2 separate regions of the Homo sapiens genome follow, and region 2 is linked to region 1. Evidence: read pairs that join two places in POLR2A ChIA-PET (ENCODE). Cell type or tissue: K562. All regions are shown on one strand. Links, peaks and the distances in the headings refer to the core of each region. The heading gives the core; the rest is flanking DNA.

The links. Peaks named below come from ENCODE experiments on the same cell type or tissue, not always from the same donor. Only the 100,000 strongest peaks of a DNase experiment are listed, where the experiment ranks them.
Region 2: POLR2A ChIA-PET joins it to region 1 with 6 read pairs; 1 of 35 experiments calls an interaction of 5 or more read pairs at or near these places.

The regions. Positions count from the first base shown.
Region 1 is chr9:130,972,759-130,985,098 of GRCh38, reverse strand. No RefSeq gene overlaps it. Among named protein-coding and RNA genes, the nearest start is that of LAMC3, 30 kb to the left of the region's middle. RefSeq lists an enhancer at 3,095-3,615. In K562, for the core only: no CTCF peak of the experiment used is centred there; DNase peaks (open chromatin) are centred at 6,257, 7,101, 8,436, 8,701 and 8 weaker places; H3K27me3 peaks cover 7,748 bases.
Region 2 is chr9:130,315,979-130,328,318 of GRCh38, reverse strand. HMCN2 (hemicentin 2) reads right to left here. Exons shown (of 98, transcript NM_001291815.2): 16 at 8,624-8,824; 17 at 7,868-7,963; 18 at 7,416-7,543; 19 at 6,388-6,532; 20 at 2,612-2,724; 21 at 2,349-2,508; 22 at 844-1,009. Among named protein-coding and RNA genes, the nearest start is that of HMCN2, 56 kb to the right of the region's middle. In K562, for the core only: a CTCF peak has its summit at 7,522; DNase peaks (open chromatin) are centred at 7,058 and 7,428; H3K27me3 peaks cover 5,461 bases.

The DNA.
Region 1 (12,340 bases), core at 2,829-10,828:
AAGGACAGGAGCCTGAGGAAGAGCTTAGGCTCTGCAGCCAGACTCTCTGGGGCCAAGTCTTTGGGGCCGCCCCTCATCAGCTTGCCTCTCAGTTTTCTCATTGGTGAAATGGGTTGTTACAGCAATTATACGAGTTAATATCTATGAAGCTTCATCACTGGTCCTAACAAATGATGAACCCCGTAGCACTGTTAGCTCCTGTTACCTTCATTGGTGCCTTGAATATCTCCTCCTGGATATTGCCAGGGCTCAGTGAATCCTTCCTCCCTTGAATGGGAGGGTTAACTAACCGCCTCTGAGCAGCCCCTTTATTAGACACCCAAGCGTGTCCTGCTGAAACCAGACGTTAGCCCATGAACCGTAAACCTGTGGCTGTGACAGCAGCCGAGCCTATCACCTTGAACGCTCACCTCTTGGGAAGGGATATGGCAGGTGCGGAACACAGGGGGAACAAGGTTTGAATGGGGACAGGGATGTATCTTTGTCAGTGGCTTGCTGTTCTCTGGGGTGGCTCTAGTGCACAGAAAAGATTACTCAGACAATGGCTTTGATTTTAAACATTAACATTTGTTTCATGAATGTTACGCATTCAAAAATGTTCTTCTTTCTTAAGCTTTTAAGTTCACTTTACACATGTTACTTATTCTATTTAAAATCCAGCACATCAGAACAATCCCTTCTAAGGACCATTTCCTTACTGTTTGGTCCCATTTACAAAACCAGTTCATGGAGCTCCTTGAAACATTTTGAACTGCATAAATAAACTTAATCGATTCAGTTTCCTTTGTAAGTACTTCCACGGCCCAACTGAGAAACCAGCCTCGCTACAGACTGAAGCACATCTTTTGTGCGTCTAACACATTGAATTACAGATGTGGTGAATTCCAGCACTGTTTCCAAAGTTTCTCAGAGCGCAGCTTCAAGTCTCAAGTCTAAGCCACGTGCTCAGTTTCACATTTTAAGTCAGAATCGTGAGGCTGACCTTGTCCTTTAATCGGCAAAAGTCTTCCTAACTTTACAAATGCTGAAACAACGCAGCGTGAGTGGAGGGTGGTTTCAGCATTTGTAAAGTTAGGAGGACTATTTTTTTTTTTTTTAATGAGACAGAGTCTCGCTCTGTCACCCAGGCTAGAGTGCAGTGGTGCGATCTCGGCTCTCTGCAACATCTGCCTCCAGGATTGAAGCGATTCTCCTGCCTCAGCCTCCCCAATAGCTGGGATTACAGGTGTGTGCCACCACGCCCAGCTAATTTTCGTGTTTTTAGTAGAGACGAGGTTTCACTGTGTTGGCCAGGCTGGTCTCGAACTCCCGGCCTCAAGTGATCCGCCTGCCTCGGCCTCCCAAAGTGCTGGGATTACAGGCGTGAGACACCGTGTCCGGCCTGTAAAGTTAGGAAAACTTTTGAGACAAAAATACTATTATTATTGTTTTGATTCTCTTAAACACATCTATACTTAATTCTAAACATTTTGGGGCTGAAAGATGCTTGCTACTGTGGAAGGGACTTTGCCACACCTGGTGATTTGAGGGCCGCCTTCTCAGCTGGCAGAATGTCTTCGGCCAGTGTGGCCTGACTGAGTTGCCTACATTCCTGCCCACTGCCTCATGGGACATGGAGCACGACGGGGCTACTGGCCAGCCGGATGCATCCTCAGCCCCTCATTCTCTGTCTGCTCACGCCAGTCTGAAGCCCCCCACCCAGGGCCTTCCAAATTTGATTGGATTCAGCTAATCAGTTTACTGACTCATTCTGCTGTGATCTCTTTTCATAGTCCTCCTCTCCATCAGGGCAGACTCTATAGAGGACACCTAATGACTGGTGATTGGATTCTCTGTCTCTCCCGGGGCTTTTGTGACAGTTCTGAGGTCACCCGAAGGACAGGGGTTGGGAAAACACGACTACTGCCCAGGAAGAGGCTCAGAGCAGAGGGTGGCCCTGGGAAGCAGGAGCTGCTGCGAGGGCCGAGGGGCCACAGGGATGCCCCAGTCTTCCTGCTTTTGCCAACCGCAGGCTCTTCATCCAGCTGCTGCAGAAACCAAGCGATGTCTCCAAGAAGGCCGGCTATGCGGAAGAGCCTGGGCTTCAGGATCACACAGGCCTGGTGGAGGAGGCAGCCGCCTGGCCTTACCTACCCAGCAATGTTGGCAAGGTGCTCCTCCCTCTAGTGTCACCCATGAAACGAACAAACCATGGACAGGGCCTTCACGTGCCCTCCTGGGCAGCGCAGGTGTGAGCACTAAGCGGGGCCTGGTGCTCGGGGAGCTCCTCGTAAATGTCAGTCCCCTTCTCCGCGGTGGCGTCCTCCTGAGCTCCGCCCAAAGGAGGCTGGGGCCAGGGCAGGCAGTTTATGTACTGAGTGTTTCCTAGGTGCCAGCCTCCAGGCTGTCCACACACTCTTTTTTTTTTTCTTTTTTGAGACGAAGTCTCGCTCTTGTCGCCCAGGCTGGAGTGCAATGGCGCGACCTGGGCTCACCGCAACCTCTGCCTCCCGGGTTCAGACGATTCTCCTGCCTCACCCTCATGAGTAGCTGGGATTACAGGCACCCGCCACCACACCCAGCTAATTTTTTGTATTTTTAGTAGAGATGATGTTTCACCGTGTTGGCCAGGCTGGTCTCAAGCTCCTGACCTCGGGTGATCCACCCACCTTGGCCTCCCAAAGTGCTGGGATTACAGGCATGAGCCACCGTGCCCGGCCCCACACACTCTCTTATTTCACCAATGCAACAGCCGCATGAGACAGTAATCAGCATCCATTCAGTACCAGGGCTCCGAGAGATCCAGTAACCTGCCCAAAGTCACACAGCTTAAGAACAGTGGAGCTGGGCTTTGTACCCAGCCAGTCTCACTCCTCAGCCTCCTGGTCTTGGTCCCTGTGCTGTCCTTCCCCAGGGCCCTGGTCGCCCACAATGGGCTTGGCCAGACCAGGCGGCAGGAGGAGGCAGCGTGACAAGAGCTTTTTCCACAGTGGAGACGATTCCATTCCATCTCCTCGTCACTCCCTCCTCAATTATCTCACCACCTGGAACCTGAGAGAATGCAATCCACTTCGAAGGCAGAGTCTCACAGATGAAAGCCATGGCCTGCAACCCAGGCTGACAGCCCCGTGGCGGGGGCACCTGCCTGAGCCTCGCTGGCCCTGAGTGGAGGGCGGGGGCCGCAGGGAGGTGGAGAAGCCGCATGGCGAGTGGGCAGAGGCCGTTGTCTTGGTAACTCAGGCTGAGCTGACGCTGGCCCTCCTGGGATTTTTCCCTGTGATGAAAGGTGCGGTGAGGAGAGGGCGGGAGAGGAGCAGGGAACTTACCCAGCACCCTCCTTCCATGGAGGGGGGTTGCTGACTTAATAAGGACCAAAGGCAGCTTTGAGGATTCTTTTCTGCAGGAAACCTCAATCCCAGGTTTGAGACGTGGCTGAGTGAGGTAGGGGGTGCTGGGGAAGCCAGGCCCCTGGGGTGCAGCAGGGGAAGGGGTCTCCCCCACACCTGTACCCCATGGGGAAAGTCCTCAGGTTACAAACCCCATCCCAGGCCAGGGACAGCTCTTGCAAGGACCCAGTGGATCTGTGGCCCTGAGGGGAAGTGGGAGAGGCTCCTGCGAGGTGGGCCTGATGGTTCGGTGGTTAGAGCTCAGCCGGGGGAGGCCATGAGTCTCCTCTGCTTCCCAGGTGGTCACTTCCTTTTCCTCATCAGTAATGGGAAGATAATTGCAACCTTCTGGATTGGTTAAATGATGTATTGCTGCAAAGCCCTTAGCTCTAGCGGATGCCCCCATCCAAATGGATGGTGTTGCCATTACCATGCCTGGGGTGGGGAGGTCTAGCCCCAGCTTAACCAAGACCTTCACCCAAAGAACTGTGGGCAGTGGTCGGGAGGGCAGGGCAGCTTCCTCTTTTTTTCTCTTTCCTTTTCTTTTTTTAAGTGGCTTGCAGAATTGCAAAATCATCTCCCTTGTACTCAAAAGGATACAGAAGAGAAGCTTGCCCTGCCCGCTCTCAGGCAAGAGCACGTCCGCCATTGATCCATTATTCATTCAAGTTGCTTCTCTTTTAAGGATGTGGCCCGAGAGGTGGGTGGCCCAGGATGGGCAGGAGGGTCCAGGTTGCCTCTGCTCAACATTCTTTGCTCTGCCAGCCTATCGGCTCTGCCTTCTCTGTGAAGAGACCCCCATCTGCACGCCCACCCCCCCGTAATAGACATGACTTTGCAGTCAAACATCCACGTGCTCTAACCCAGGCCCCCGCGTACCTAGGCCGCATCTTGAGGAAGTGACGACGTGAGAGGCCAAACCTGGTCTCGTAACTGACTGTCCCCCAAAGCACCAACCCTGCTTGACCGTCGAGGGGGCTGTGCTGTACGCTGAGAGCTAAGGATGAGAACGTCTCTAATGAGGAGCAGGTGGATGGGCCCGGGAGGGGCTACATATGTTTTCTAAAGCTGCTTCCTCCGTACCACTGTGCAGGGCTCCCAGGACACCCCCCGCTGCCCAGGGGCAATGCTTCATTCCTCAGCAGCACCATGACAAGGTTCCTGTGTGTTGCATATGAATCAGAAGAGATTCGTTTCTTAGGCAGTTGATATGTGCACGGCCCTATGCTGAGGCCCTTTGTGCCAACTGCATGCTGGAGGGAATGTTATATCCATTTCACAGATGAGATAAGTGAGGCGCACAGGGGCGAAGTCCCTTGCTATTTAGAGGGGTATTTCCAGGAGGAGACCCTAGTCTAGGATTTCAGGGCAAGCGATTTCATGAAAGAAGAGCTCGAAGGAGAAGCTGGTAAGGAGTGAGGGAGGCAGGAAAGGGAAGAGGGAGACAGCAATAGGGTGGGTTTAAGAGAGGGCTGAGCTCAGCCTGCTCCCACGAGGTGCACTGGAGCATAGAGTGCACCCTCAGCTTTGCCTCATCCCAAGGCCAGGAGCTGGGCTTTTGCACCCGGCACCAGTCAATGGCTGCAAAGCCAAGCCTTGAGATGCTGGCGGAACGGAGGCAGTGCTCACAGAGGGGACTCAAGGGGGACCTGGCAGGGACACCAAAGGTCCTCCTCGTACTTGACTTGCAAGTCACACACCTCGCAAGTGGCAGAGCCAGGGTTCAAACCTAGCTCTGACCACTTGGGACGTTTCCCACTGCCCCAGCCTGCCCCGCCAGGGCCAGCTCTCTGTCCTCACTCAGAGCCTGCCCTTCCTCTCCAATCCCTGCTCTCTGCTTGGAAGCGAAGAGCCATGTTCTAGGCGCTGAAATGACACCAGCATAGATCGTCTGCTTTTATTATACCATGTATCGTATCATGCTCTAATCCACAGCCTCGCCATGGAAAATATAGACAGCGCGTCTCATGTATTATTTATGCAGTGGGACTCTGGGCTGGAGTAACATGGGGGCAGCCTTAGATATATACACGCTTGGCTCTGCAAACTCGGAGAAGTCCCTGTGCACAGAGGAACAATTAGACATTCCTGAATTAGGGCCCTTCTCTTTCGGTGACACCACAAACAAATGCTAAACAAAAAGTGAGTTGATTTAAAGAAAACGATTCTGGCTGGGCACAGCGGCTCAAGCCTGTAATCCCAGCAATTTGGGAGGCTGAAGCGGGTAGATCACTTGAGGTCAGGAGTTCAAGACCAGCCTGGTCAACATGGTGAAACCTCAACTCTACTAAAAATACAAAAATTGGCCGGGCGTGGTGGCACACGCCTGTAATCCCAGCTCCTCAGGAGGCTGAGGAATGAGGATCACTTGAACCCGGGAAGCAGAGGTTGCAGTGAGCGGAGAACATGCCATTGTACTCCAGCCTGGGTGATGGAGTAAGACTCGGTCTCAAAAAATAAAACAAAACAAGACAAAACAAAATAAAATAAGATAATAAAATAAAACAAAACCATTCTGTGACTGATTCTTTTTTTTTTTTTTTTTTTTTTTTGAGACGGAGTCTCGCTTTGTCACCCAGGTTGGAGTGCAGTGGCACGATCTCAGCTCACTGCAAGCTCCGCCTACCAGGTACACACCATTCTCCTGCCTCAGCCTCCCGAGTAGCTGAGACTACAGGCACCCGCCACCACGCCCGGCTAATTTTTTGTATTTTTAGTAGAGACGGGGTTTCACTGTGTTAGCCAGGATGGTCTCGATCTCCTGACCTCGTGATCCGCCCGCCTTGGCCTCCCAAAGTGCTGGGATTACAGGCGTGAGCCACCGCGCCCAGCCTCTGTGACTGATTCTTATTGGCCCATGGGTCTGGCAGGTGATGGAGGTTTGGGGAACACGGACTCAGATCACACTCCCCTTTGGGGAGATGTCCAGGAAGGGGAGGCGGGTCCAGCGATGCGTTCCTGGGATCATCCTTTCTGCCCTGTACCGAGCATCAACTCTGCACAGTCATCTCTTCCCGCAGCACCTCACTGACCGCACTCTGCACAGCACCCTGTGAAGTGGACGTCACTGAACCCATGTCCGGTGGCTCTCGCTGCCTGTCCCCCTTGGAGTGAGGTGTGGCCCTATGGCTCCCTCCAGCCAAGGAATCCAGACAGGGAGGGATGTGGGCTGCGTTCAGGTGTGGGAACCAATTAGCTGGGTGCGGTGGCTCATGCCTGTAATCCCAGCACTTTGGGAGGCCGAGGCGGGTGGATCACGAGGTCAGGAGATCGAGACCCTCCGGGCTAACACGGTGAAATCCCATCTCTACCAAAAATACAAAAAATTAGCCGGGCGTGGTGGCACCTGCCTGTAGTCCCAGCTACTCGGGAGGCTGAGGCAGGAGAATTGCTTTAACTCAGGAGGCGGAGGTTGCAGTGAGCTGAGATGGTACCGCTGCACTCCAGCCTGGGCTACAGAGTGAGACTCTGTTTCAAAAAAAAAAAAAAAAAATGTGGGAACCCCTGGCTCTCCCTCCACGTGTTCTGGCTCCTGTCAGCCTGGTTTCCAGAGCCCGTGGGGGATGGGTGTACCGTGTGAGAGAAGAACAAACTTGCGCTTTCCAGGCCGTGAGATTCGGGGGTTGTTACCCATCCTCTCGTGCCGATCGAGCATTTAACAGATAAGCACACAGTCAGGGCCAGACGCGCAAAGCGACCTTTCTGAGGTCATGCTGCTTGGAAATGGGGCAGCTGGGACACAGGGCAAGTCTCTTCACCCAGCTCAGGCTGCCAGAGTTGGACCCAGCCCCTATACCACCTCCTGGCACCAGCTTCCTTCCATCCCTGGGGCCAGCTGACTTTTTCAAAAGGCCAATCTGTCAACACGTCCCCTCAAGCGACACCTAGGCCTCTCCCAGAGCCCTCTGCTCTCCCCCGTGCGCTCAGCCTCACACCTCCGGGCCTTGGGGTGGCTGCCCTGGTCTTTCCGAGGACTCCTCCTCCCTCCACTACTCCCTACAAATCCACTGTCCATCCAGGAGCCAGTCCATCTTTCCCAAATGTGCGTCGGCTTACACCGTCTCCTGTCCAACGCCTGTTGCTGGCTCCGAAGCGCCCCTGGTGAAAGAGCCCTGGCGTGGCTCGCCAGGTCCGCCTGCTTTGGCCGCCGCGGGCCTCTCCACCTCACTCGCAGCACTCTTCATTTTGGGCCAGATGCTCCAGCCACACTGGCTCTTTCAGTCCCTCAGACACCGTGCTCATTCTGTTGCAGGCCTCGCAAGGCTGTTCCTGCTGCCCGGAACACTCTTCCCTGCAATTTTAGCCCAGCTCATTCACACCTCAGCTTCGGACCTCATCTCAGACACCTAAGAGGCTACTGCCGCGGGGGTCCAGCCACGAACTCTGTGTGTGTGTGTGTGTGTGTGTGTGTGTGTGTGTGCGCGCGCGTGTGCATGTATGTGCGCATGCATGCATGCCTGTGTGTGCGTGTGAACCCCGCCTCCCCTCACACCTGCCCCAGATGCTGCAGCCCCTGACCAGCCCCAGCCCTCGTGTGTTAAGCTTGCTGTTATTTCCCTGTTCAAGGCTCATCTCTCCCACTAGGACAGCAGCCTCATGCCGGGGGATTTGCCTTATTATTTTGTATCCCAGGGGCCTCGCCCAGCACCTGGCCCAAAGGAGGTCTTCAGTGAATACAGTCGGCCCTTCATATCCATGGGTTCTGCATCTGTGGATTCAACCAACCTCGGATTGAAAATATTTTTTAAAAAGGTTTGTACCTGTACTGAATATGTAGAGACTTTTTTCTTGTCATTATTCCCCTAAACAATACAATGTAACAACTATTTACATAGCACTTACATTGCATTAGGTATTATAAGTAATCTACAGATGATTTAAAGTACACGGGAGGATGTGTGTAGGTTATGTGCAAATGCTATGCCATTTTGTAGAAGAGCCTAGAGTATCCGTGGATTTTGGTATCCACAGGGGTCCTGGAACCAATCCCACATCGATATCCAGGGACAACTGTATTCACAGAATGAATGAGTGAGTGAGTAAATGAAGGCTTTACATTGCTTGATACCATGAGTGGCCATGAGTCAGGGAAAATGTATTTGAATTTCTCTGTCCAGGACACAGACCCAGCCACCCCTCAGGGAACTGCACCCAGGTGATGACCTCTCATGGATAAGCCACTGCCCTTCAGAGGGCGGCACCGTGTGTGAATTCACTGTCCGTCCTGCTCACAGGCCTGGCTGCACCTGAGATCCCTGTGCTTAGGGTCTGTGCTCTCTGAGGTTCATACACAGAGTCACTCATTCCTAAGAGTCAGGCCTCAAGCCCTGGAGCGTGGACCCCACAATGGTGCAGTGTCACCCGTCAGAAAGACCGTGAGCTTTGGAGCCAGAGAGACCCCGTTCCAGTCCCTCCTGCTAGCTGTGTGACCTTGGAGAGTCACTGAACATCTTGGTGGAAGCCTCTGTTTTCTCCTCTGCAGAATGGGCATAAAATGATGCCCACCTCCAAGAGCTGCCATGAGGATTCAGAGTCCATGTCCAGAGTCTTCAGCTGTTACGGTCATGACCTTGGCCTCCCAGCCCTGCCCTGTGGACCTGCACACCCAGGCAGGGACTGCTGACCCTGAGATTCAAGGTGTTAAAACATGAGTTGGAGGGCACATGTTCTCAGGATCTCCTGAGGGCTGTGTCACGGGCCATTGGTCACTATAAAATTAAATTAGGCCAGGTGCGGTGGCTTACGCCTGTAATCCCAGCATTTAGAGAGGCCAAGGTGGGCAGATCACCTGAGGTCAGGAGTTCGAGACCAGCCTGGCCAACATGGCTAAACCCCGTCTCTACTAAAAATAGAAATTTAGCAGGGCATGGTGGCACGTGCCTATAGTCCCAGCTACTCAAGAGGCTGAGGCAGGAGAATCACTTGAACCTGGGAGGCGGAGGTTGCAGTGAGCCGAGATCGTGTCACAGCACTCCAGCCTAGGCAACAGAATGAGACCCCATCTCAAATAATTAATTAATTAATTAAAAACGAGTTAGCTTTTTTTAAAAAAACTTATTTTAGATTCAAGGGTACATGTGCAGGTTTGTTATATGGATAAACTGCGTGTCACGGGGGTTTGGTGTACCGACAGTTTGATCACCCCAGTAATAAGCATAGTACCCAGTAGGTATTTTTTAATCCTTTCCCTCCTCCCAATCCCCACCCTTGAGTAGGCCCCCGTGTGTGTTGTTCCCCTCCTTATGTCCATGTATTCTTGTTGTTTAGCTCCCACTTACAAGTGAGAATACACGGTATTTGGTTTTCTGTCCCTGCACTTAGTTTGCTTAGGATAATGGCCACCAGCTCAATCCATGTTGCTGCAAAGGACATGACCTTGTTCTTTTTCATGGCTGCATAGTATTCTGTGGTGTATATGTACCACGTTTTCTTTATCCGGTCCACTATTGATGGGCATCGTGGTTAAATCTATGTCTTTGCTTGTGTGAATAGTGATGTAATGAACATGTACATGCATGCATCTTTATGGTAGAATGATTTATATTCCTTTGGGTATATACCCAATAATGGGATTGCTGAGTCGAACTGTAATTCTGTTTTAGGTTCTTTGAGGTCTTCCTACACTGCTTTCCATAATAGCTGAACTAATTTACGCCCCCTCCAGCAGTGGGCAAGTGTTCTGAAATACAGGTTAGCTCTCAGTGGAGACTTTCTCTCACACAGTCAGAAGGACCTGAGGGGCATTGACGATGGAGACTTTCACATCTGTAAAAGCCACTCACCTGTATGCACTCTCAGGGTGGAGGTACCTGCTGCAGGTGTGACGTCATTAAAGGTTGTCCCCACCGCAGATGGTGACCTCACCTAGGGAAAAGTCCCAGGTGTCCTACCAGGCTGTCTGGAGCTGGGCAGGGGCGCTGAACAGTGGTATCTGGGGGGAGATAAATTGATGGGCCATTTGGTGACCATTCTGTCTTCTCCCTGAGCTCAGGGAGGGGCTTGGTGCTTCCAGACCCCTGTTGCTTGTTTTTCTTTCTTTCTTTCTTTTTTTTTTTTTTGAGCAGAGCTCACCTGAGGTGGACAGAGTCTCCCTCTGTTGCCCAGGCTGGAGTGCAGTGGCACAATCTCGGCTCACTGCAACCTCTGCATCCCGGGTTCAAGCGATTCTCCTGCCTCAGCTCCCGAGTAGCTGGGATTACAGGCACCCACCACCAAGCCCAGCTAATTTTTTGTATTTTTAGTAGAGACAGGGTTTCACCGTGTTGGCCAGACTGGTCTCGAACTCCTGACCTCAAGTGATCCACCCACCTCAGCCTCCCAAAGTGTTGGGATTACAGGCGTGAGCCACTGCACCCAGCCTGGTGCTCATTTTTCTATTGAACTCCTTGCCGTGTTTCCAAGCCTGTGATCCTCTTGCCGTCATTAGCTATGGATGAGCAGAAGTCCCTGAGGTTGGAGAGGAATGAGAGGGATTGGGAAGGTGTGGGGAGCAGCCAGAATTGCAGGGTCCATGGCCTGGGTGGGGATTGCACCTGGGTAGGCGTCGCATCGGCCTCATTCCCACGGCCCCCGGGGAGTTCTGTGTGCCTCCCGCCTGGCAGAGGCTCCTAGAGACACTGGGAATCAGGTCTGTCCTCTGTGGCCCCACTTACTGCCTCCTCCGGGGACAGAGCTGCGCAGGGATGACCATGAGATCAACTGTGAGGCTGCAGGTGACTGCACGGCTCAGAAAAGAATTGCAGCTCCCTTGGCGGATCCCCCAGAACCCCCTGTGATGAGCTTTGGGAACATTTTCACCTCTTCATCAACGGGTACCCACTCGGGGCCAGCCGGAGGCAGGGGGAGGGGAACACTACCAGGCAGCATGCAGACGCAACTCCAGCCACCACCGCCCACAGGGGCAGACTAGCAAGAGGACCGTTTCGTGCCATGAGCTGTGATGGGAGGTACAGGCTGTGCACTGAGAGGCACCCATGACAGCTGGGGCAGGAGGCCGGCGGTCAGAGAAGACTGGCCCTGAGGATTGAACCGGGGTGAGCTGCGATACAAGGCAGAGGGGGGTGTTCCAGGCAGAGGGAGCAGCTTGCGCAAAGCCCGGGACGAAAGACAGAGGCAGGGCGTTTGTGTTCAGTGAGCTGAAGAAGACCAGGGTGGCTGGTACCCAGGGGGACAGGGGAGTGTGGCACCGGCTGGAGGGGTGGGCACCGGCAGCCCCTAGGATGGAGTCTGGGCTTTGTCTTACAGCTAGAGGCGGACGTGGATCAGGGAAGGGAAGCATTCTGCTCTGGCCCTCCTGTCCCACCCGGGAGGTGGCAGGGTCCATACCCAGCCCTGCTCAGCCCACCACCTGTCCTTGGCTCTAGAAGGTGGAGCCGGAGACTTTGAGTTGCTCAGGGGCCACCCAAACAGACAATGATGGCGACCGTTACGCCCCAGCCTCCGAGGTCTGCTGGAGGGTCATTTAAACAGCCGGAGGGTATTTGGGAGTCTGGGGCCAGGCTGCGGGAGGCAGGGAGCAGAGCTCACCTGCAGGTGGACGGCTGCACCTGCAGAGAAAGGTCACCCTGTGTTCGCCTCCATGGACCTGGTGCTCGATTGCCTTAGTTTACCCTCTGGGTGCCCACAGAACCAGGTTAATCCCTTCCACACAGCACAGCCACAAGGGAGTTTAGGCCTGGGCAAATAGCACACAGGGCCCTGGCTGCTGGGGGTGGGCTCAGTGACCCTTGGTGACTGTTCCCTCACACCATCTCCTCCTACTGCAAAGGCAGGACCCACTTACTGCTGGTCGCTGTCCCAGAGGCTGGCAGAGACGTCAGAGAAGGCAGGGCTGGCATCTCACGAATGGGAAGTGGGCATAACTGGGTAGCCTCCTCTGGTTGGGCCCTCAGTGGGCTGTGTGGCTGGGGCAGCCTGAGGTACCAGCCAAGGCCCCAGCCCATCTGCTGAGATTTCAAAGGCAAATGTTCTGAGAA
Region 2 (12,340 bases), core at 2,971-10,970, 660 kb after region 1:
CCCCCACCCTACAACATAGAGCTGCAGCAATGCCAAGAGGGCATGGGGGACCCCACCGATGATGCCCAGGGCCGGCTCCCTGGGTCCCCGCCACCTCTAGGGGTGCCCGGCTGCAAGGATTGGCAGGACTCACCAAACAGATGTTCTGAAATGCACTGACACATGGTGGGGGCGGGGGTCACGTTACAGGGCAGGCTGCTCCGAGACCTTCTGAGTCTGGAACATCTCAAAGACCCTGCCAGGGCTGATGTCACCAGACTGAGCCACAGAACCCCCCAGCCAGGGGCAAGGGCCCTAGCATCCCCCACATCCCCTCCTGGGGGGTACGGCGTGGCTTTGAAGGACACCCAAGCCAGCCTCCTCCCTGTCCGCCCACTCCCAGGATCCCGGACCGGGAGCAGCTGAGTCAGACAGCCCAGCCGCCAGACACCTGGTCTGCAGAGCAGGCATGGGGGTGGTGTGTGTCGTGGCGGGGACGTGGTCCCAGCCCTGGCTTTGCTCTTTCCTAGCTGGGTGATGGCGAGCAGCTCACTCCCTGGCTGAGTGTCAGTGTCCTGTTAGATATCAAGGGTGGCCGTGCAGATTAAATGGGATCCTGCAGGCAATGCCCCGTGCATGTTATTTCAGATGGGGAGTCTCACCCTGGGCTTCCAGGCACCCTCTAGAGGCCCCTTCCAGGCTTCTGGGGCCCTGTGGACAACAGCCTTGTGTGCAGAAGCCCAGGAGCAGCACCCTATGGGAGAGACTGCAGGGTCCAAGACACCCGCTGGGTCACTGGTCACCTGAGGCAGGTTTCCCTCCAGCCCTAAGCTCTGTCCCTTGAGGCCATGGGACTGGGGTTACCTGTTGGTGATGGGCGGTACAGGGCGGGAGTCCTTCGTCCAGGTGACCAGTGGGGGTGGGGAGCCCTTGGCCTCGCAGTCCAGGGTCACCTCTTCGCCAGCCTTCGCTGTGACTTGCAGAGGCACATCTGCATTACGTGACCCGTTCATATGGATCCTGGGTTTGGCTGCGGGGAGAGTAAGCAGGGCCTGTCAGCAGGGCAGAGGGGACTAGGGTCCATGAGCGCCCTGGGCCATGGGGCAGCTCCCCCAGGAGGCAGAGCCGGTACTGCACCCTCGACCTTCAGGAGGTCCAGAAGGTGGATATGGCTGTCAGAAGGGGGGGAGTCCAGATTGGAGGTGGGACTCAGGTCCCAGGGTTTTCACTCAGTCCTCCCCTACCCACCTCCCCACCACCACCTTGCTCTGAGGACCCTGACCCGGTCCCTCCTGCCCTACGGTCTGTGCCTTCTCTGGCTTCTCTTCATCCTGCTGTCCCTTCCCCAGGGACATTCTGAAAGGCTCTGAACTCCTCCTCTCTCTCTACCTTCTCCCCTTGCTCATTCACTTATTCCCATGATATCAGCCACCAAAGAATGCACAGACCCTCCCTCTGGACCTCTCGAAGCCTGGTGAGGGATTGATGGCAATCTGTGCATGTCACGTCTCTCTCACCTTAAGCTGAAGACCCTTCGTCGGCAGAAACAGCATGGTACCCTTCCTTCCTCCCCGCTCCCCGCCTCCGCCTTTCTACCTTGGAGTTCATACAAGGAAGGCACTCGCTACCTGTCTGAGCAGCAACAATGAAAGAAGCTAGCCAGTTGGGGACATCAAAACCCATCTAGCCCTCCCGTGTTCCCCGTACATTTGTAGTTCAAAGGAAATGCTCCCCCATTAGGAATTTTTTTTTTTTTACAATATAAAAATATTGACTGTAAGGGTCTATGAGAGAAAAAGCCTGGCTTATACATTTGCTCACTCCTCCCAGACGTATTTACTGAGCGCCAGCCCTATGGGGAATGCTGCGGACGGCAGCGAAGGAGACAGGTCCCGCCCCATCTTCACAGCCTTTAGGGTCCTTTGGCAATAGTGGTACCAAAAAGCTCACTGTGTGATTAATTATTGAATCATAGCTGTGACGGGTGCCAGGAAGGGGATATTCCACAGTTTACAGCAAGGTGACTTGACCAGCCTGGGGGAACAGGGAGAGCTGAGATCTGACAGATGGGAGCAGTCAGCTGGGCCCAGAGGTGGGGGAACAGCATTCCAAGCAGAAGGAACTACATGTGCACAAGCCCTGAGGCAGGTTGGACCATTCCAGAAACAGAAAGGAGACCAGAGGGTCTGGGGCAGAGAGAGGCGGGGAGAGGGCTGCTGGGGACGCGGGTCCTGTGCAGAGCCACGTGTCTTTGCAGGACTTGCTGATGCAACAGCTTCCCTGCCTCAGGCTCCACAGGGCTGACGTGGGACTCTCTGTCTCCACAGCCACTGAGCCCCCTCTCCCAGGACAGGGTTGGCATCACTCACTGTTGACAGAAAGTCGCATCTCCTGGCTAGAAAAGCCCACGGTGTTGGTGGCCGTGCAGACGTAGGCCCCTGCGTCCTGGGCAGACGGCTGGGCGATGAGCAGGGTGCCCTCCTTACTCACATTGTAGTGGGGACCTCTGGAGGTCAGGGCATTGGTTTCCTAGGGCAGAGGCACAGGTGACATCGGCGAAGCCCACACCTCCGCCCCATGACACACTGGGCCTACCTCTCCAGTTATCCTCTCGGTAACAGGCACTGCTTACCTTGGTCCACGTGATGGTGGGGGCGGGAACTCCTGAAGCGACGCAGGGAAGAGAGGCCGCAACCCCTTCATTGGTGATATGGTGGGTGGCAGTGGGATGGATTCTAGGTGGCACTGTTATAAATAAACCAATGTCAAAGCCAAGGCTCATTGCAGCATCATTCACAGTGGCCAAAAGGTAGAAACAGCCCAAATGTCCATCAGCGATGCATGGGCACACAGCATGCGGTGTGTGCACACAACAGAAGAGTATTCATCCTTAAAAAGGAAGGCAATTAATTCCAGCTATATGACATTCTGGAAAAGGCAAAGCAGTCGGACATGGTGGCTCATGCCTGTAATCCCAGCACTTTGGGAGGCTGAGGCGGGAGAATCACTTGAGGTCAGGAGTTCGAGACCAGCCTGGCCAACTTGGTGAAACTCCGCCTCTACTAAAAATACAAAAATTAGCTGTGCATGGTGGTGCATGCCTTGTAATCCCAGCTACTCGGGAGGCTGAGGCAGGAGAATTGCTTGAACTGGAAGGCGGAGGTTGCAGTGAGCAGAGATTGCACAACTGTACTTCAGCCTGGGAGACATAGTGAGACTCTTGTCTACAAAAAAAAAAAAAAAGAAGAAGAAGAAGAAGAAGAAAAGACAAAACTAGATCAGTGGTTGCCAGGTTGGGGGAGGAAGCGATGAAGAGGCAGAGCCCAGAGGATTTTTAGGGCAGTGAAGCTACTCCAGGTGATATTGCAGTGATGGGTCACTGCATTTGTCCAAACCCACAAAATAAACAACACCAAGGCTGGGTGCAGTGGCTCACACCTGTAATCCCAGCACTTTGGAGGCCAAGGTGGGCGGATCACCAGAGATCAGGAGTTCGAGACCACCTTGGCCAACAGGGTGAAACCCTGTCTCTACTAAAAATACAAAAATTAGACCGGTACAGTGGCGGGCGCCTGCAGTCCCAGCTACCCAGGAGGCTGAGGCAGGAGAATTACTTGAACCCGGGAGGTGGAGGTTGCAGTGAGCTGGGATTGCGCCACTGCACTCCAGCCTGGGCCATAGAGTGAGACTCCATCTCAAAAAAAATAAAAAATTAAAAAACCACTAAGAGGGAACCCATCTAAAATAAAAATAAAAAATAAAACAAATAAACACCACCAAGAGGGAACCCCAATGTAAACTATGGGATTTGGAGTGATGATGACGTGTCTTCAGTGCTAACAACGGGCCGCCCTGGTGGGGGATGTTGACAGTGAAGAAGGCTGCGCGTGGCGGGAGCCAGGGTTATGTGGGAAATCTCTGTACCTTCCGCTGAGTTTTTCTATAAACTTAAACTGCTCTTAAAAGTCCAGTCTGTTTTTTTAAAAGGAATAAAATTCTGACACATGCTACACCATGGATGAACCTTAAAAACATGCTAAGTGAAATCACAGACATAGGAGGACAAATACTGTAAGATTCCACTTCTATGAAGTCCCTAGATACGCAAGTTCATAGAGATAGGAGGCAGAAGGGTGGCTCCCAGGGGGCTGAGGGGAGACGGGAATGGGGAGCTAATGTTTAATGAGGACAGAGTTTCAGTTTAGGATGATGAGAAAGTCCTGGAGATGGATAGCGGTGATAGTGTGAAATGTGAATGTACCAACACCACTGCACACCTAAACATCGTCAAATGATACACGTTATGTTATGTATATTTGACAATTTTAAAAGCTTTCAGGCCAGGCACGGTGGCTCATGCCTGTAATCCCAGCACTTGGGGAGGCTGAGGCAGGTGGATCACCTGAGGTCAGGAGTTTGAGACCAGCCTGGCCAACATGGTGAAACTCGTCTCTACTAAAAATACAAAAATTAGCCGGGCATGGTGGCACATGCCTGTAATCCCAGCTACTCAGGAGGCTGAGGCAGGAGAATCGCTTGAACCCGGGAAGTGGAGGTGGCAGTGAGCCAAGATCATGCCACTGCACTCCAGCCTGGGCAACAGAGTGACTGCGTCTCAGAAATAAATAAGTAAAATAAAAAAAAAAAAAGCTTTCAATGGGAGAATAAAACTGGAACAATCCCTGAGCCACCACTGCCTGCCATCGTCAGTTTTTTTGTCTTCCCCATACAGAAGGCAGCATGTGCTTGGGAACCAGCTGCGCTGATTCATTGCTCTGGGGCTCTGGATAAGCCACTTAATCTTTTGGTACCCATATTCCCTGATCAGCACAAAAGCTAATTTAACCCCAGTTCCCTGGTCGTCCCTTCTGGAATGGATAGATGAGCAGTGTTTGCAGAACACAGTGAGCTTAAAAACAGGTGTCACACCCACCCTGGGCACCACTCAGATTCGCAGGCTTGAACACGGGGTCTCTAAGGGGAGCGAGAGAGGGGTAACTAGGCATGGAGAAGCCAGGAGAGGAATCCAGAAGCCAGGGGCTCTCACGCTAGCACTTGGAGCTCCTTTAGGGAGGAAAATGGACTTCTGGACTCCCAGGTCGCCACAGCCAGCAGAGGCCCATAAATATTTGCTGAATAGAAATGAACTGAGCCAAGAGAGACTGAGCCTGTTCATGTTAGCCCCACAGAAGCGGCTGTGAGGGCACAGTGGGAAGTTAGGGGGTGAAACTGAGTGGAATCATATATAGAAACTAGCAGATGCCTGGCATGTGGTACACACTCCACCCTGGATGGCGATTTGGATCTGGAATTATGAGGGGATGGCACCTAGAATTGCACCTGAGCGCTCAACCCAGCCCTTCTGAACTTTGCACTCCCCTATAAAATGGGGAACGCGCGTTCTTCCCACTAATCCCTTGGGGGCTTTATGAAACAAACAAGAAAAAAGACGATATTAACATACTTGGTAAATCACAAAATACAACCAAATTTAATTTGAAATGTCTCATCTTACATTAAAAAGCACAGTGGTTCCAGTTGGGTGAATAAAAGAACCCAGTGCTGTGGGCAGGAGAGCAGTTGGGCAAGACACTAAAAATTCCAAAAACGTACAATCTCTGTGATGCAAAACTTAATCCACATTAATGGGTTTATCCTAAGGAAAGAATTGGTCACGTAGGTACGTGGTCACCTACAATGTGTAGGTACGAGGCTGTTCATACCCGGGGTGTGGGGGATGCGGTTGGGCGGGGGGAGTACAGATAATCAGGTAATTAGATAATCAGGGGACATGATCATCCCCTTATTAAACTGATGCCTCTGAATCTTAATTGACAGAAAACAGAACAGCCATAACACCTTGTCATGGAAACACTTAGGTGCCAAGACAATGACAGCATGTGATCCTATTTGGTTTTTAAATAGGTTTGTAAACAGGTAGATAGATTAGATGGATAGATAGATAGATAGACAGATGGATAGATAGATAGATAGATGGATAGATAGATAGATAGATAGATTAGATAGATAGATGATAGATAATTTTTATGTAATTTATAAGAACATACAAAGAATCTGTATGTAAAATGTATAAAGAATATATATTCTATGTATACATAGTGTATATATATACTACACATAGGTGTGTGTGATATACATATAGAGAGTGTGTGTGTATAGAGTATGAAAAGATACATGCCAAAATGCAAAATCTGGTTATTCTTAGCTACTGGTATTATGAGAGTATTTTTTTAACTTGTCAAATCCCTAATTTTCCCACAGAGAATATATATGATTTGCACGATTTTTTAAAGCAAATGCATTCAAGATCAAGTTACCTCTGCACATTCCCCCACCCCATCATGTTCCCTGCCCCACGACCACCACCTCCGAGACCCCAGGACTCACCCTGGACCACCAGCTCCACGTCCCGGTGCTGAGAGCCGGCCGTGTTGGTGGCCACACAGCTGTACCTCCCCGCGTGCTCCTGCAATGCTCGGTCAAGGTGGAGGCTGCCGTCTGCTCGGATGGAATGCCGGCTGCCAGGTGGGAGCTGGTGGGGGTGAGGAAGCACCAGCTTAGCCTTGGGCCTCACTCAGAGGCAGCTGAGAAAGAACCCTCGGGAAACTATGCTGCTCATCAGGCCAGTAGGGAGCAGCCAGGACTGAGAGCCCGGGGGCTCAGAGAAGGCTGAGGAGCTCTGTGAGTCCTTCCCGAGTGCCCAGTCAAGCCCTCCAGAGACCCTGCAGGGCTGGGTGGGCCTGACCCCTACATACCCTGACCCCACCTCTCCCTCGGCCAACTGGACCAGGGTGAGCCTGACCCAAGCTGGGCCCACGAGAGTCTCTCCTGGGAATGCAGAGTTGGGAAGGCACCTCTTTGCAGCCTGCAGGACACAGGGACCTGGTGTGTCTGAGACCAGGCAGAAGAATTGAGGAAAGGGAAGAGGTAATGAAAGAGTCAATAGGAGAGGGCAAACAGAAGAACACCAAGAAAATCAAATGGACGTGAACTGGTTGATAAGGCAACCACTGTGCGTTCAGCGCGCGCCGGTGTCTGGGGCAGATAGGAAACCGCACAGCTCACATCCCTGCTCTGGAATCATAAGAACCGGGGAGACCACTGCATTGAGACTGGGCCTCCACTAAATCCCTGCTCCCTGGCTCACAGCACTCCTGAGGCACACGATTGCCCTGCAGAGCTCCCAGGGGTCCAGCAGCCATGACCCATCTGACAGCCGGCGGGACTTTAGAGGGCAACAAACACCATCAGTGCATTATCAGAGAAGGTTCTGAAATGGGGCCAAAAAGAGGGTGGAAGGAAGAGGACACTCCCAGGCGGGGAAACAGCCAAGCAGAGATAGAGACGTGGCTGTGACAGCCTCCTTCTTCCCCAGGTGCCACCGCCCACCGCACCCAGAGGAGCCCGACACTCACGGGCCGGCCGTCCTTGAGCCAGTGCCTTTCCGGGAGGGGCCGCCCAGCTAGGACGATGCAGGGCAGGGACACGGGCTGCCCCTCCAGGACCCGGACGGTGGGGGCGCTGCTGGCGATCTGTGGCGGGGCTGTGGGGAGAGGAGCCGGTGTCAGCCACAATAGGTGCCCTGGGTGGTTGTCTGGGGGACAGAGGCTCCTGCTCCCCTCTCCCTCCCCAGGGAACTGAGAGATGCATCAGAATTGGGGATCCTAAAGGGTCACAGGACCCCCAGGACATTGTCCAGGACGCAGGGGCACAGGTGCTGCTCTTGGAGAATTTGGCTGTGGATTCGTTTGTTCCAACAGATGGGCCAGGAGAGGCTCCCTGGAGGCGCCCACGGCCTTGCTGTGCCCCCGGGGAGCACCTGCCTCCCACCTCCCACCTCCCACGGCCCTCAGATCCACCAGCGAACCGTGACCAGTGACGATGAGCCGGGCCTCAGCCTGGACCTTCCCAAAGACGTTTCGAGCTTCACAGACATATGGGGCCTGGTCTTCTGGGGCCACACCTGAGGGGCACGAGAGAGGCAGGTGTGACTGCCAAGGCACACCACAGCTGCAGCCCCCATGGGCTCCAGCTCCCCAGGTGCAGAGACAGCCCCTTGGCATGGCCTGGCCTTACAGAGGTTCAGGAGGGAAGGCTGGGATGGTAGAGAGGGAAGGGGTGAGGGACACCGCTGGACCTTGGAAGGTGAGAAAGCCTCAGTTTGCTCATCTGTGGAATGGGGGTAATTGGCCTGTACCTTGTAGTAGTGTGATGGGGCAGGGTTGACAAAGTGCCCGCCCTTGGGCCTGGCGTGTAGTAAAGAGTGGGTGGTAGGGTAGGCGCAGTAGTAATTATGGTAATCATAGTAGCTTATATGTGTGTGACAGCATGTGGCAAGAACTGTGCTAAGCACTTTGTACAGATTATCCACACAACAGCCCCATAAAGTGGCTGCTAATCAGCCAGGTGGGTAGTAGATTTCATGGTCGTGATTATGAACAGGGTCAGAGTAGTGGAATGACTTGGCCAGAGCCACCCAGCCAAAGTGTGACCGCGTATCAGCCTCTGCTCTATGGTCAGTGCTGGCGGTCAGGGTCCTGCTCTCGGCCACCTGGCCTGGGGTTTAGGGTGTCAGAGGCCATCCTGTCTCCCTGCCCACCCCCCACCAGCCCCAATCTCTTACTTTCAAAGAACAGCACTCCCGAATCCGGCTGCCGAGACCTACTGCCTCGCCCGGCCCCCAGCCTGAGTCCCAGAGGCTGGCCATCTCCGCGGCGCCAGGTGACCGTCGGGGGCGGGCGGCCTGTTGCCCGGCATGCCAAGAGGGCACTCCTCCCCAGTTCCACAGTGACATCCCGGGGCAGCTCCGTCAGCTGGGGCGCATCTGCAGGGAGGTGACCAGTCAACCATGCCCGGAGGCTGGACCTGCTCAGCGGCAGGTCCCCAAGGAACTGCCTCCCTCTCCTCCTCCTGTACTATTGCCCTTGTGAACCTAGGGCTCGACTCCTGTCCAGGGCTCCAGGGTCAACCTGTGCTGAGTGGCATCCACCCCTGGAGAGCTCTTGGGATGAGGCAGAGGGAGTGACTCGTGGGATGGTGCGTGGGGTCTCAGGGGCCTGGCTTTACCCCAGAGGTGCAGGGGAGGGAGCAGCATGCCCACTCCTGGCTGTGACACCTCCCAGGAAGCCCCTCCAAGGGGCTCTAAGGAGTGTTTCTCAGTCTGATTGTGACCCGCTGACATAGGAGCTGAGGGTGAGCCTTCATTTCTACCCCTGCCTACCCTCCCCTACCCCTCGCCTCCTCCTGGGCCAGAGAGGCTTTCTCTTGGAGGTGTCCTGAGCTCCCCTCTGATGCTTAAGCCCCTGGCCTAAGCCAGGCCCACTTCTGTGGAGGGGAGCATGGCCTGGGGGGCCTGGCGGGACTCAGCTGCCATTTCCACAGCCCCTTCTATTGCCGCCCCCGCAAACAGCCAGCGTCGGGGGGGATTATAGGTCTTCTTCACCCTCTTCTCTAGAGCTTGCCCTGTTGGCTGAACTTTTTTGGAAAGAGCAGACAGAATTAAAACTTGCTTGTTATAAATAACGTGACCTTATACATTAGGGTCTGAACTGGGCCACTCAAGAGTGAATAGGGGTTGCATTAATAGTGACCCCAGGACGACTGGCTAAACAAGGGCTGTCCTGGAAACCAGGAGTTATAAGACATTCTAATAATACACAAAGGGCAGAGATTCCCCTAATTCTTGCTCCACACACCCCAAATCCCACGCCCTTCCCTAAGGTAACCACTGTTAATAGCTTGCAGTGTTTCTTCCAAATCATTTTCCTAAGCATCATTTGACTTTTATAATCAGGAGAAGAAAAAAAGAAGTTATTTCCCAAAACAGAAACTCAAGATCCTGTCTCTCCTTCAGCAGGCCAGGAGCCAGTCCGAGCCAAGTGGGTCCAGGTCCTTCCCTCGGCAGCCTCTGGGCACCATCCTCAGGTCCTTGTCCCAGGCCCCTGCAGCAGGGAAGTCCCTGGCCTTTTTATTTTAACCCTTTGAGTCTGATACCATGGAAAAGCCTCTACCTCTTTGTTCTTTCCATCTGTCTCCAGAAATACCCTTCATCCATCCAAATCATGACATCAAATTTCCCTCCTGGCCTCAGGGATTAGGGAAGTTCCAGGCAGATATAAACACAAGTTGGAAAATTACTGCGAGTAGGAAGACTGTCTTGGACCCAACCTCAGACACCACCCTTTCTCACTGGGGCCTGGCAGCCGCCGAAGCTCAGAATCCCAGCATCCCAGAATCCCAGAAAGCCTTTCCTTGGGCCCGCCCTACACAAGGTCACTGTTCCTGCAGAGCCCTGGCCCCCAGGGGTGCAGCTTTGCCATACCTCACCTACCTGGAGCAGAACACCACAACAGCCTACCTTCCCCAGCTGCACCCAGCCCAGCCGCAGAGCCCAGCTGCAGCCTCCCACTCCAAGAATGCCTCTGATTCCTCTCCTCCCAGACCGCTTTCAATTCCCTGCCCTCCTTAGCCCCAAACAGCGCTGCTTTGTCTCCTGACTCTGGTTTGTTTGTGTTTTTTTTGTTTGTTTGTTTTGAGACAGAGTCTCGCTCTGTCGCCCAGGCTGGAGTGCAGTGGCGCAATCTCGGCTCCCTGCGACCTCTGCCTCCCAGGTTCGACATGGGGAAACCCCGTCTCTACTAAAAAATATATATATAAATTAGCCAGGCATGGTGTTAGGCACCTGTAATCCCAGCTACCCAGGAGGCTGAAGCAGGAGAATCGCTTGAACCCAGGAGGCAGAGGTTGGAGGGAGCCGAGATAGCACCACTGCACTCCAGCCTGAGTGACAGAGCAAGACTCTGTCTACAAAAAAGAGAGAGAGAGAGAGAGAGAGAGAGAGAGAGAGAGAGATGGTGGGGTCTCGCTATCATCTAGGCTGGAGCACAGTGGCACAATCATAGCTCACTGCAGCCTCGAGGCTCAAGTGTAAAGGGTACCATTTGGCATCCCTAAGTGACAGGCATGAAGACGAGCACTTATTGTAACCATAATTTCACTCATGGCTCAATGAACTCATAAGTGGATATCATCACAATCCCCATCTCACAGATGAGGAAACTAAAAGTCGGAGAGATGAAGGAACCTGCCCAAGGTCACAGCTTGAAGCCAGTGGCAGGGCTAAGATCAGAGCCCTGGTCTGTCCAATGCTAAAGCCCAGGCTCTCAACCACCCCACCCCTGCTTCCCCCTCAGCACCTGGTGGCTGCCCCAGCCAGAGCTGCACTCACCCCCTCCATCTTCTTGCAAGAGAGCCAAATCCCAGACTCATTGCTGTGCCCTGGACCCACGCAGACAACTGTGACTCCATGGGTCTGTGCAGCCATCCCTCCCCCTGCTAACCTGGAGCCCCCCAAATAAGGCAGGAGCCCAGGACCCTCATAGGCCAGAGCTGAAGGCCCTCTGGTCTGCCCCTCATTGTACATGTGGGAGGCTGAGGCCCCACGTCCTGCTGAGGTCAGGGGAGAGGCCGGATTCCCAGCCCAGTGCTCTGCCCAGGGCCTTATCTCTGCTTTCTGGCTCCCAGGCCCCTCCTCACACAGACTCCCAGGTGACCCTCTGCTGTGACCCAGGGAGGACAGCGAGCTGGTTCCATGGCCACCGTGGCTCCACAGGAATGACCCTTTCTGCCTTAGCCACAGTCAGTTTTCTGGGGCGGGAGCTACAAGCATCCAGAGACAGGTGATGTTGTCAGCAGCTCTGGAGACTCCTGGAGGAGCCTCTTGTCAGCTGACGGCTGCAGCTGCCTGTTTGTGGGGATGGGGCTCTAAGTGGGGGAGCCTAGAACACCCGGAAATGTGCCTGGTGAAAGGGGCCTGCCACCAGCCTGGGATGGGGCGAGGGGACAGGAGGGGCTGCCGCCTGCAGGGGTGCCCCGTCCTTTTTTTCCTGCTCTGCCTCCCTCCCCCACCCACACATCTGGGACTTCAGCCACGCCCAGGGCAGCACCCCCACCCCCATCTTTCTCCAGCCCAGACCTTCCACTGAGCTCCCTACCCCTGTGTCCATCTGCCCCTAGACACCTCCACAACTCCCCAGCCCTCAACACAGTGCCTCCCGGCTCAGCACCACCCACCACCGCAGGGTACAGTCCCTGACGCTGCTTCCTTTGTCGCACTCCTGGCAGTGACGGGGTGGCAAGTCCTCCTCGGCCTCATTCCATCCACTTCTCACTGAGTTCAGTCATGGCAGTGGCCCCTGGCTGCTCTCCCTGCCTTTCACGCTGCCTCTGAACCACCCTCGGTGGTGCAGCAGAGGGGACTTCCCAGGGCACAGGCTGGACCGTGGCTTTGCCTGCCTGAGCCCTGTCTGCTACGGGCTGAACTGTGTCCCCCACAAACCCA